2 separate regions of the Homo sapiens genome follow, and region 2 is linked to region 1. The links are chromatin loops, found by intact Hi-C in ENCODE. Cell type or tissue: IMR-90. All regions are shown on one strand. Each heading gives the region's core, and the rest is flanking DNA. Links, peaks and the distances in the headings are about the cores only.

Evidence for each region. A loop is a pair of places that touch in the nucleus more often than their neighbours do. Peaks named below come from ENCODE experiments on the same cell type or tissue, not always from the same donor. Only the 100,000 strongest peaks of a DNase experiment are listed, where the experiment ranks them.
Region 2: it touches region 1 in a loop (3-fold over the local background); 21 of 110 quality-filtered maps call a loop at or near these places.

Annotation. Positions count from the first base shown.
Region 1 is chr6:133,832,687-133,838,075 of GRCh38, reverse strand. All of the region lies in intron 2 of TARID (TCF21 antisense RNA inducing promoter demethylation), which reads left to right. It overlaps LINC01312 (long intergenic non-protein coding RNA 1312), which reads right to left. Exons shown (of 3, transcript NR_027030.1): 2 at 352-483. Among named protein-coding and RNA genes, the nearest start is that of LINC01312, 14 kb to the right of the region's middle. RefSeq lists a silencer at 62-111. In IMR-90, for the core only: a CTCF peak has its summit at 2,031 (motif pointing right); no DNase peak of the experiment used is centred there; H3K27ac peaks cover 586 bases.
Region 2 is chr6:134,093,972-134,099,360 of GRCh38, reverse strand. All of the region lies in intron 2 of LOC124901404 (a long non-coding RNA gene), which reads right to left. Among named protein-coding and RNA genes, the nearest start is that of SLC2A12, 44 kb to the right of the region's middle. In IMR-90, for the core only: a CTCF peak has its summit at 2,045 (motif pointing right); a DNase peak (open chromatin) is centred at 2,060; H3K27me3 peaks cover 427 bases.

The sequences.
Region 1 (5,389 bases), core at 151-5,150:
CATGGGATGGGCCACGGCTCAGGGGGCCAGAGGCGGCGCCAAGGCAGGGGGCGCGGATCCAGCACAGCTCCTTCCCGGCCCAAACCGAATAAAACTCCCAGCAGCCCACAGTGAGACCCAGTGGAAAAGGCGCCCTCTGCTGGAGAGGCGCAGACGGGCGGAGCTGGAAGAGACAAAACCCAAAACACCTGAACATTTATTTCAGCAACTAGAATACTTCAAGTAGGAGGCGGGGGAAGCCGTGCCTTGTCAAGTTAAAGCGGACAACTTGTTCCTTCTCAGCACACCTCACTCCCAACTACCCTGCAGGATGGAGGTGTATCAGGAAAAACAGTGCTCCGGATCCCTTACCTGAGATCTAAAGACGCCACATTTTCTTCACAAGTGTTCTTAAGTCAACTGGGAGGACAAAGATTGCGTGAGTGCTTGGCTTATATGGTTTCATTTCTGTTTTCCAGTTGTCATTGTAGGCATGATCAATCTCTGCAAAAACAAAAAGAATAGGTTTAGGAGTAAAATATCCCTGAAATTAAGATTTCTAACCGTTCCCCTTCTAAGTGTATTTTAAAAGGGCACAACCAATTTCTTGATGTTTTGGATTTATTATTATTATTATTATTATTATTATTATTATTATTAAAGACAGGGTCTCATTCTGTCGCCCATGCTGAAGTACAATGGTCCGATCATAGCTCACTGCAGGCTTGAACTCCTGGACTCAAGCGATCCTTCAGCCTCAGCCTCTCAAAATGCTGGGATTACAAGCGTTAACAATTTCTCCCGGCTGCATTTTATTATTCTAATTGCGCAGCTTTGTCTAGTAAAGGATGGAGGACTAAAGGGAATAGGACACCTGTGTTCTAACCGCCTCCTTTTGGGTAGAGATCCCGGGTCGGGGGCCTATTCCACCTGACGGAACAGAGAGGTGCGGCTGCGCGTTTCGGTCCGGAAGAGGCCTTATATCAATGGTAGTTCTCCCTGCCTTTATATACCTCTTCTGTTAAGTTTGATAGTGCCCAGTAAAATAAAGTAAGAGTACGACTGATTTTCGGTATAACTGATACTACTAGAGGAAAAGTCAGCAAGGGAACATTCTAGAGAAACTGGTCTGTGCAGAATAGCACAATTTTTAAAAAAGTGACAATAAGACAAGGATAATTTCCTACTTGATTTTAATGGTACATCTTTTCTTTATTATTAGGTAAAATGAGAATTAAAACATCGCATTTTGTCTGTCTTTAAAGAAAAGAAAGAACTAGGACTTATTCTAGTGCAGGTTTTTTTCTTTCTTTTTTTTTTTTTTTTGACGGAGTCTTGCTCTGTCGCCCAGGCTGGAGTACAGTGGTGCAATCTCGTCCCACTGCAACCTCCACCTCCCGGGTTCAAGCGATTCTCCTGTCTCAGCCTCCCGAGTGGCTGGGATTACAGGCATCCGCCACCACACCCACCTAACTTTTGTATTTTTAGTAGAGATGGGTTTCGCCATGTTAGCCAGGCTGGTCTAGAACTCCTGACCTCAGGTGACCCACCTGCCTTGGCCTCCTAAAGTGTTGGGATTACAGGCCTGAGCCACTGTACTCAGCCTTTAGTGCAGGTTTCTACATTAATCTTCCTCTCCTTTGTTCTCGTGAGCTGACTATCAAGACCAGATTAGGATATGTGGTTGTTTCCTAAGAGACTTAAGCTTGGGGGACATGTGTTTGTTTTGGGAGTATGTCAGTATGTCTGTGTGTGTGAGTATGGTGGGCAAGGGAAAGAAAGATGAGATCCTCCCTCTCAGTTTAAGGTAGTCTAGGTCTCAGGAAAGAAATGAGGTATGAGCTGCATAACATTTGGGTAATGAAGCAGGTCTTCGAAGAACCAGTAGGGCTTCGAAGAACCAGTAGGCCTCCAATGTCCCCATCCATGGCCATACACGTGGAATCAGTGAAATGGATGAGAGTAGGTTCCCGGTCAGGATCATGTACAGGGAGTTGAGAATTCACTTTTCTTTCTTTCAGAAGACCAATTTTAATTTTTCCACCCAACAGGGGTCAGCAACACACAGAAACTTGTCTTAACTAACTCTTTCCTCTTCTTTAAAATATTATCTATATATAGATAATTTCCCCTTCTTTAAAAATTATCTATAAAATTCTCTCTCTATATATATCAGTAATTTTTAAAGGGGAAGATATATACATAAAGATATATATGTTTAATATATAGATAATTATGTATATCTCTGTTTTATTTTATATATATGATAAAACAGAAAGAGAGAGACAGTGTGTGTTTACTCTTTTACCCAAGTACATATGCCTTTCTAGTGCTTTGCAGAGTACTTTGAATAAGAAGGTTCAGAGACATCTGAAAATTATCTGTGAACTTTTGCTATTCTGATTCTTTTAAGGTGGTATATTATAAAATTTTTAAAGGTACAAAATTACTTTAAAACAGCCAGTGGGTTAGTAGTTGGTAATGCTAGTAACTGATAGTAGATGACATGTAAGTGCTCACTATGCCACTATGCTGGACAACACAAGCAAATACCGCACATACATTATAGAACTTGATTCTCACCAGCCTGATAATATCAGCGTGTGTCAGGCTTTCTAGGTGGTATCCACTGCGCTAAACACCTCAGTATGCACTATTTGATTTATTTTTTCTTAACCTTACAAAAGAGGAACTACTATCAATTCCACCTTAAAAATGAGAACACTTTTGATTACCTCTGTAAAAAAGAAAAAAAAAAGGAAAAAATGAGAAAATCAAAGCTTAGGAAGGTTAAACAATTAGCTTAAAGTCACACTGGTAGTAAGTGGTGGCACTGGGATTTGAGCAGGCAGGCTAGTCTTCGCCACTCTTGTTATTATACATTCTACACTCTTACAGAGGAGTTAGTTGAGATTCTTTAGAGGTAAATCCAATCATGTTACTCTTATTCAGTATCCTTTAGTGAGTTCCCATTTCTATCAAAGTAAAATCCACACTCTTTATTATCATGTACAAGGCCCTCTGAGTTCTAGCTCCCTGTTACTCTGACATCAACTGCTGCTGCTTTCTTGTTCTCTGCCAGCCATAGCTGTCTCTTTGCCCAACAAGCCAGGCAACACTCTTCTGTCTCAGGGCTTTTGCACTTGCTGTTTCCTCTTTTGGGAATGCTTTTTTTTCTCAGCTATCTGCATGACCTCAGGCCTGGTGAAACATCGCATCAGGAAGTTAGGGACTGGTCTATTCCAAGTTGCTACCTTCCTTTCTACTCCTAATCTTGACACTCCCTATTCTTCTTCTCTCATTCCTTATATTTTTTCTTAAATGTCTATATTTTTAAATCCACCTATTTATTAACAGTTACTTTTCCTCTTTAAGATATAAACATCACAGAGGGCAGGTATTTTTGCTTCCCTGTTTAAATTGCAGCATCAGCATTTACAATAGAACGTGGCATAGTAACAGGCACTCAATAAGTATTTGAATGAATGACAAGAGCTTAGGAAACTCACCCAAGTTCACACAGTTAGCAATAGGTGAAGTGAACTTTGTTACAAATCCAGTATTGGATTTATCCACATATCAAATGCATAAACCATCTTCCTGGGCTCTTCTTAGAATTCCCTTGGTCTTTAATTATAATAGACTGAGTGAACATGAATAAACAAACCAAACAGGAAAAAGGCAGCATTTGTTACTGTCTCTTAAAGTGGGATACTTTAAAGTGAGATCAAATCAGAGGCCAGGTCAGCGAAAGGGGACACTGGTCTTTAACAGAAAGGGAGTTGACAAGTGATGAAGTCAGGAATGTGCTGATGTTTCTGGGCTGCGTGAAGGGGCAAAGTGTGGGAAGGTCCTGGATGAAGCTGGTGTTGGGTTAATTAATTAGGGTGGGATGCCTGTGCATTAAGGGGAGGAAGGAACCAAGGGGATTGATTTGGAGTAGACTGGAGTCTCAAGTAGCATTTACAAAGGATCCTGGAGGCACAGGAAGGATGGGAGAAGTGTTGGGTACAGCTCAATTTGGCGAGTGGCCAAAGAAACATGTCAGATATTAGTGAAAACAGGCCACAGCTGCTGCACTTTACAAGCTAAATGGCAGGCCTTTCCTTAGCCCTCCCCCACCCCAGCCCATCTTATGTCTTGTAATAGTTATTTTCTTCCTGAGACAGCCAGCCATAACTCAGTTCTCACTTGAGGGCACAGGAGAAGCAAAGGGATGCTGAGGCTTCATTGCCAAGGGAAGAGGGTTCAGAGCATGAATGAAAACTCAATTTCTCCTGAAGCTGAGAATTTAAATGTTAGTGTATTGAAGACCCACCTCTTTCATTCCCAGGATCATTTTTAAAAAATCACGGTTATTTCTCTTTAATCTCATGATATCTAAACTTGTCATTTCTAAGATTTCTAGAATACTTAAAAGTCTTTTAAAACTGTTTTCCTCTTCAAAATGTATTTGTACATTTTGTATATTTGTATATTTCTCCTTTCTAGAAAAAACATCCTAGATAGTTCAGAGTAAAATAAATGTGTGCATATCTATATATATATCTATATATATATGTATATATATATCTATATATATATCTATATATATATGTATATATATCTATATATATATCTATATATATATGTATATATATATCTATATATATATCTATATATATGTATATATATATGTATATATATATCTATATATATATGTATATATACACACCCATATACGTATACTACACTGGAGTGTTTAAATATAGAAAGAACAAAAACACTGAAAGAGAACACATGTTGTTACTAAATAATACTATTTGGTTAAGCTGCTTGGTAGCATCTCTTCCCTCCTCTTTCTTACCCTTTTCCCACACTTACCTTACAAAACTTTGCAATTAGATGCATGGACTCTGGAATTCATAGCTGCATTTCAATCCAGGCTCTGCCACCTTCTAGTTGTGTAACAGTGCCCGCATTATTTAGCTTTTATTTTCCTTATTTTTCCTCATTTGTAAAATGAGGCCAAAAATAATTAACTAAAGGACATTCATAATAAAATAGTATTAAATGTTAAATATTACTATTATTTACAGACATTATAATTTTTTTTTAAGTTCAGGGGTACATGTGCAGGTTGGTTACATAGGTAAACATGTGTCATGGGGGTTTGTTGTACAGGTTATTTCATCACCCGGGTATTAAGCCTAGTACCCATTAGTTATTTTTCCTGATCCTCTCCCTCCTTCCACCCTCCACCATCAATAGGCTCCAGTGTGTGTTGTTCCCCTCTACGTGTCCATGTGTTCTCATCATTTAGCTTCCACTTAAAAGCGAGAACATACGGTATTTGGTTTTCTGTTCCTGTGATAGTTTGTTAAGGATAGTGGCCTCCAGCTCCATCCATGTTCCTTCAAAGGACATGATC
Region 2 (5,389 bases), core at 120-5,119, 260 kb before region 1:
TGGTTCAGGGATGGAGTGTAATGGGATGGAGTGAGGAAGGGGATGGCTGCCTTTGTTAGCATGTTTCGGGGAGCCCTGGATGTAGAAGTCACATTTAAGCAGAGGTTCTGAGTGATATGAGGAAGCAAGTCATTGCAACATCTGGGAAGAGCGCTCCAGGTGGGTAAAACAGCAAGTGCGAATACTCTAAAGTGGGAATGTTCAGGCAGAGTTAGAAGTCTTGTGAGACTGGGCACAGTGTGGAAGAAGAAGGTCCAAGGAAATAAGGTCATTCCTGCCCGGTTTCTGTGCAGCCTGGAGGCCATTCTAAGGACTTTGGATGGAATCTGAAATATGAGATGGAGACATTGAGGAGTTAGAAGAGAGAAGGCTCATGATCTGGTTGACACTTATAAAAAGTGAATTAGAAGACATTTCAGTAGTCCTGGGAAAGAAGATGGCAGCTTGCCTAGGGTATTAGCGATGGTGGAGATGAAAAAGGTCAGACGAGGGCTGTATTTTGAATGCAGAGCTGTTGAGTTGTCTATGGACTGACTTTGAGACGTGAGACAAAAAGAGAAGCTAAAGATGGCTTCAACCTGAGTAATGCGATGAAAGGCCATGTGGTTTGCTAAGGATCATCCTTAGTGGGATGAGAGCACCAAGGAGCAGGCTGGGAGGACTTGAAGGCGTGTGATCGTTAAACACTAGTGTTAGATGTGTTGCAGCAGTTCTCTGTAATTAGTCTAAAAGCCCTCATGTAAGAAAAGTGACCATTCAGATTTAACAAGATTGGGATTCAGAAAAGGAGACAATGACTAGAAAATTGGATTCTAATAGAGTTAAGACAGAAACATCTGGTAACAGTTTCCTCACATCTCTGGCACTGGGGAATAGGGGTTATTAATTGAATTGCACTGTGTGTTCATTGTGATTTGTAGCATATGTATGTGACTGAGACACAGATATTAATATGGAAGAATTTCCTCCTCCTCATGACCTTCTGAGGACTTCAAGGGGCCTGCTTTACTCTTGGGCCTTTTTGGTATTGATTAGGGTAATTGATAAAGAGAAGATTTGGCAGCAGCTGAGAAAAGATAGGCAAATTTACACCGGAAAGGGCATGATCCTACAGAAAAAAATTGTAAAGTGAAGAAAGGGGAACAAGAGGCTGACGGGAGACAAGAAACAGTGTGGGAACGTCACAGTGAATTCCGGCTCAGGGACTATGTGATCCGGGAATGGCTCGGCCATTTGTCTTCTATAATAATATTCACATTCTAGAAGCTGTTTTTAGTAATTAAATGCTGCATTTTTAAAAGCATTATCCATTTTTTATTTGCTTATAGACATATGTTTCAAATCTTGGCACCATAATAAATTGGATTTGTAGAAACATGTGAACATTCAAGATAGAAATACTGCTTTAAAAAGGGTTATAACTTGAAATGACCCTCAATTAAACATATTTTAAGATCTTAAATAATTTCAAGAAGTAAAAATTAAAACTTTAGTAAAATTTCAGACTTTCCATTATGTTTTGCTATTGTAAGATTATGAAAACAAACAGATTAATATCTTAGAAATCAGAAGTGTTCCAAAATAACCAAGAAGCTTTCTTTCATGTCTACCTTAGGAAGAAATATTAATAATAATAACAACTAATATTCACTGAGCACATATTGTGTGCCAAGCACTGTCCTGAGTATGTCTATTTTATGGATGAGAAAGCAAAGGTACAGAGAGCTTATGAAGGTCACACAGGTAGGAAACAGCACAGCCATGCATATCCGTGCTCTTAGTCTCTGCAGCAAATTGTGAAATTCTTTCAGGAAGCCAATTTGAATAAAATTCATAAGAATTTTAGTTCTTAAAGAATTTTAGTTTCTCTTTTGCTTTAGTTAAAATCTCACTAGGTTAGTTAAATTCTGCTACTAAAATATTGTTACATTCAATGAACTTTTTATGCAAGGTAGTCAAACTAAAACAAAAGCTAAAACAAAGCCTCCGCTCTCCATCCATCACTTCATTTTATAAGCTATTATAGCAACTTCACCAGCAGATGGCAATGTTGGCTTGGAAAAGTCTGGTGAGCCCACTGCAAATGATTCAAGGGCCAGAATTTTCTGGCACTGGAGAAAAAAGGAGCTGCTTAAGGCTTTTTGAAAGAAGATTTTTGTTTTTGTTTATATAATGATACTGTTGCTTTATTATTTTATGACTTCTCTCTAACCTTCAAGCATTAGCGTTAGACTTGTAGCGAAGGAAAATTCTAGAAACCTTAAAATCACAAGATTTCTGAAACAACACTTTGATTGGACTCATTTTATCAGAGACAAAAAATGTCTGCATGACAACAGACATTAAGTATGCTTACTTGCCTTTTTTTTTTTTTTCTTTCTTTTTTGAGACAGAATCTCGCTCTGATCCCCGCTGCCCCGCCACCCGGGTGGAGTGCAGTGGTGCGATCTGGGCTTACTGCAACCTCCGCCTCCTGGGTTCAAGCAATTCTCCTGCCTCAACCTCTTGAGTAGCTGGGATTACAGGTGTGCACCACCACACCCAGCTAATTTTTTATATTTTTGGTAGAGACAGGGTTTTGCCATGTTGGCCAGGCTGGTCTCGAACTCCTGACCTCAAATGATCCGCCCGCCTCGGCCTCCCAAAGTGCTGGGATTACCGGTGTGAGCCACCGCACCTGCCCTCTTACTTGTTTTTCAAAAATGAAGACAACATTTTAAATTGTAGTTACTTAAAAAGAGATGCAAAACATGTTTTCCCCAGGACTGAAGTACTATAAGATCATAAGATTTAAAAGCTAAAAGGTAATTATAATTTTAAGCTCATTAATTATATTGCAGTTTCACTGAAGTCGTATAAACACCATAAAATAAGATAAATAAGATCATTTAATAGAAAAAAAATCCCTTAAATCATTTGTCTTATGTAATGTAAATGTCGTTTGTAAATATTTACTTGCCTGATTTTCCCAAGGTATTTGATTTTCTCGCTCACTCTATGTTTTCCATAGTAGTAGCTAAAATCACTTTTGTAATGAACTAATGTCAGCAATGCCATAAATGCTGAATATTTCAGGGAGTCCTTATATTAAAATTAAAAGAAACTTCTCTAAGCAACTTTGTTGGGGCTCAAGTACTAATTTATATGGAATTACCTGCTGTTAGTGCCTGTCACGAGTTTTAAAATCATGAACAAGTTTAGACAGAGAATATCTCCTTCAACTTACTAATCTCTTATAAACTGATTATACTCATTTTGAGATTAATCATTCTGAGGTTTTCATTACTTGTATTGGTGCCGCAAAATGGTAAACTTGTACTGAGACTTATTAGTTCCAAACACAAATAATAAGAACCAGTAGACAATTTTCCAAAGTGGATGGCAGAAAGTTTGGCTCTGTGTGACTTAATTTGTTCATTTACTCATTCATTCCTAATTTATTTTTTTCAATAAACGCATACCAAGCACTAAGATATTAGGGCTATAGGGTTGATGAAAACTGTCAAAGTCCTGCCTTGAAGGAACTTACATTCTAAGAGGCTTATAATAAAAGCTCATGTTTATTAACTGTAAGACATACTTACTGTTATAGTGACATTATACTGACTACTGTAAGCAATACTCTTATTTAATCTTCATAATAAATGCATGAGTTTGGGGCTGGGTGTGGTGGCTCACGCCTGTAATCCCAGCACTTTGGGAGGCCGAGGCCAGCAGATCACCTGAGGCCAGGAGTTAGAGACCAGCCTGCGCAACATGGCAAAACCCTGTCTCTACTAAAAAATACAAAAATTACCCGGGCATGGTGGCATGTGCCTGTAGTCCCAGCTACTCAGGAGGCTGAGACAGGAGAATTGCTTGAACCCAGGAGGCAGAGGTTGCAGTGAGCTGAGATTGTACCACTGCACTCCAGCCTGGGAGATAGAGCGAGACTCCATCTCAAAACAAAAAAAAAAAAAAAAAAGAAAAAAAAGCATATGAGTTTGGTTCTAATTTACATCAAATGAATAAATATCAAGTAACTTGATATCTTATAGCATGATAGTTTTACCTTGGAAATGGGTGTAAAATTTATTTTTTGGTTGCCAAAAAATGCCATTTGGATAATAAGGGATTGTCTATGGTTTAGATGAAACTGATTTGATCCATCAAAAAGATTTACTGAACAATTACTATGTGTCTAGTACTCTGCTATAAATTAGGTAAGAAATGGAAAATTATTCCCTTCCTATAAGCCACATATATTCTAGTTACATAGCTGTATTCATTTTTATTCCATTATTTAAGATGGCAACCCGTGAGGAGTCTCTGACCCATCCTCTTCCTACTTCTTATTAAAATTCTTGGGAAAAGAGTATCCAACAGAGCCAGTTACACAGGAGGGTTGACAAGTGGCAGGCATGGGAGCAATGGTGCATGGACTCAGGGTTTCAATCTGAGACCTCCTATTGAAAAAAAATAAATAAATAAAAAATAAAATTCTGAGGAAAAGAGAAATATATAAAAACTTGCAGCACTGAAAATCAAGACTGGTAATATTCTAGACCCTAAGAGAAATGTTTCTTAACTCTCAGGAATGGCCTGGGTTGAAATGCCCAGCCTGTGCTGTGACACAGGAAACTGAACAGCCTTAATACCTCCCAAACCGTCTACCCCTGCTCCAGAAATGCAAGGACTGGACTGGAAGGAAAAATGAAAACAAAAAAACTCAGGCATCTCTTCCTCCCTGCTGTGACTGCAACTCCCAGAAGACAATTGAACTAGTAGAGAATGCATTGAATCTTGGGCTATGTAATCTCCTAAGTAAAGTACTCTAAGCAGAAAGTGCCAGCTCTGTAAGGAATCACTTTTCATATTCTCTTTGTGTTCAGTGTCAGAGAAATAGTAGAAGAGGTAAAATACAATCCCATTGGTTCCACAGAACAAAGCTAGATGTAAGCAATTGGTTAGCTGCTAGAATTTGGGCTAGGAGCTGAGTATACTAACCTATTAAACAGTTATAGACCTAAAGAGAACATTTAACCCGCATCCAATTGTCAGACAGTAAAACCAAAAACATCATCCACGCTCTGGCAAATTCCAGGTCTGTTAGGTAACCCCTCATGGGACTATGAATAGGCAAAGAAATAAGAAAACATAGTGTATCCATTAGCAGACGATGCATAGCAAGGCATAGGTTTTTCCCCAAGGCCTATCTCATGATCTTAGGGACATACAACAATAAATATTTATTCTTATAAATGTTTGAGTCAGGTAGGGATTGGTTGATCTAGGCTGGCTTAGTTGAGTATATTTCTCCATAGAGGTGAATACTTTCTAACAGTAATCTGTGATACTACACATAAACAAAAAGCATGGGAGATTTTGAAAATGTATTACCGAACCAAAG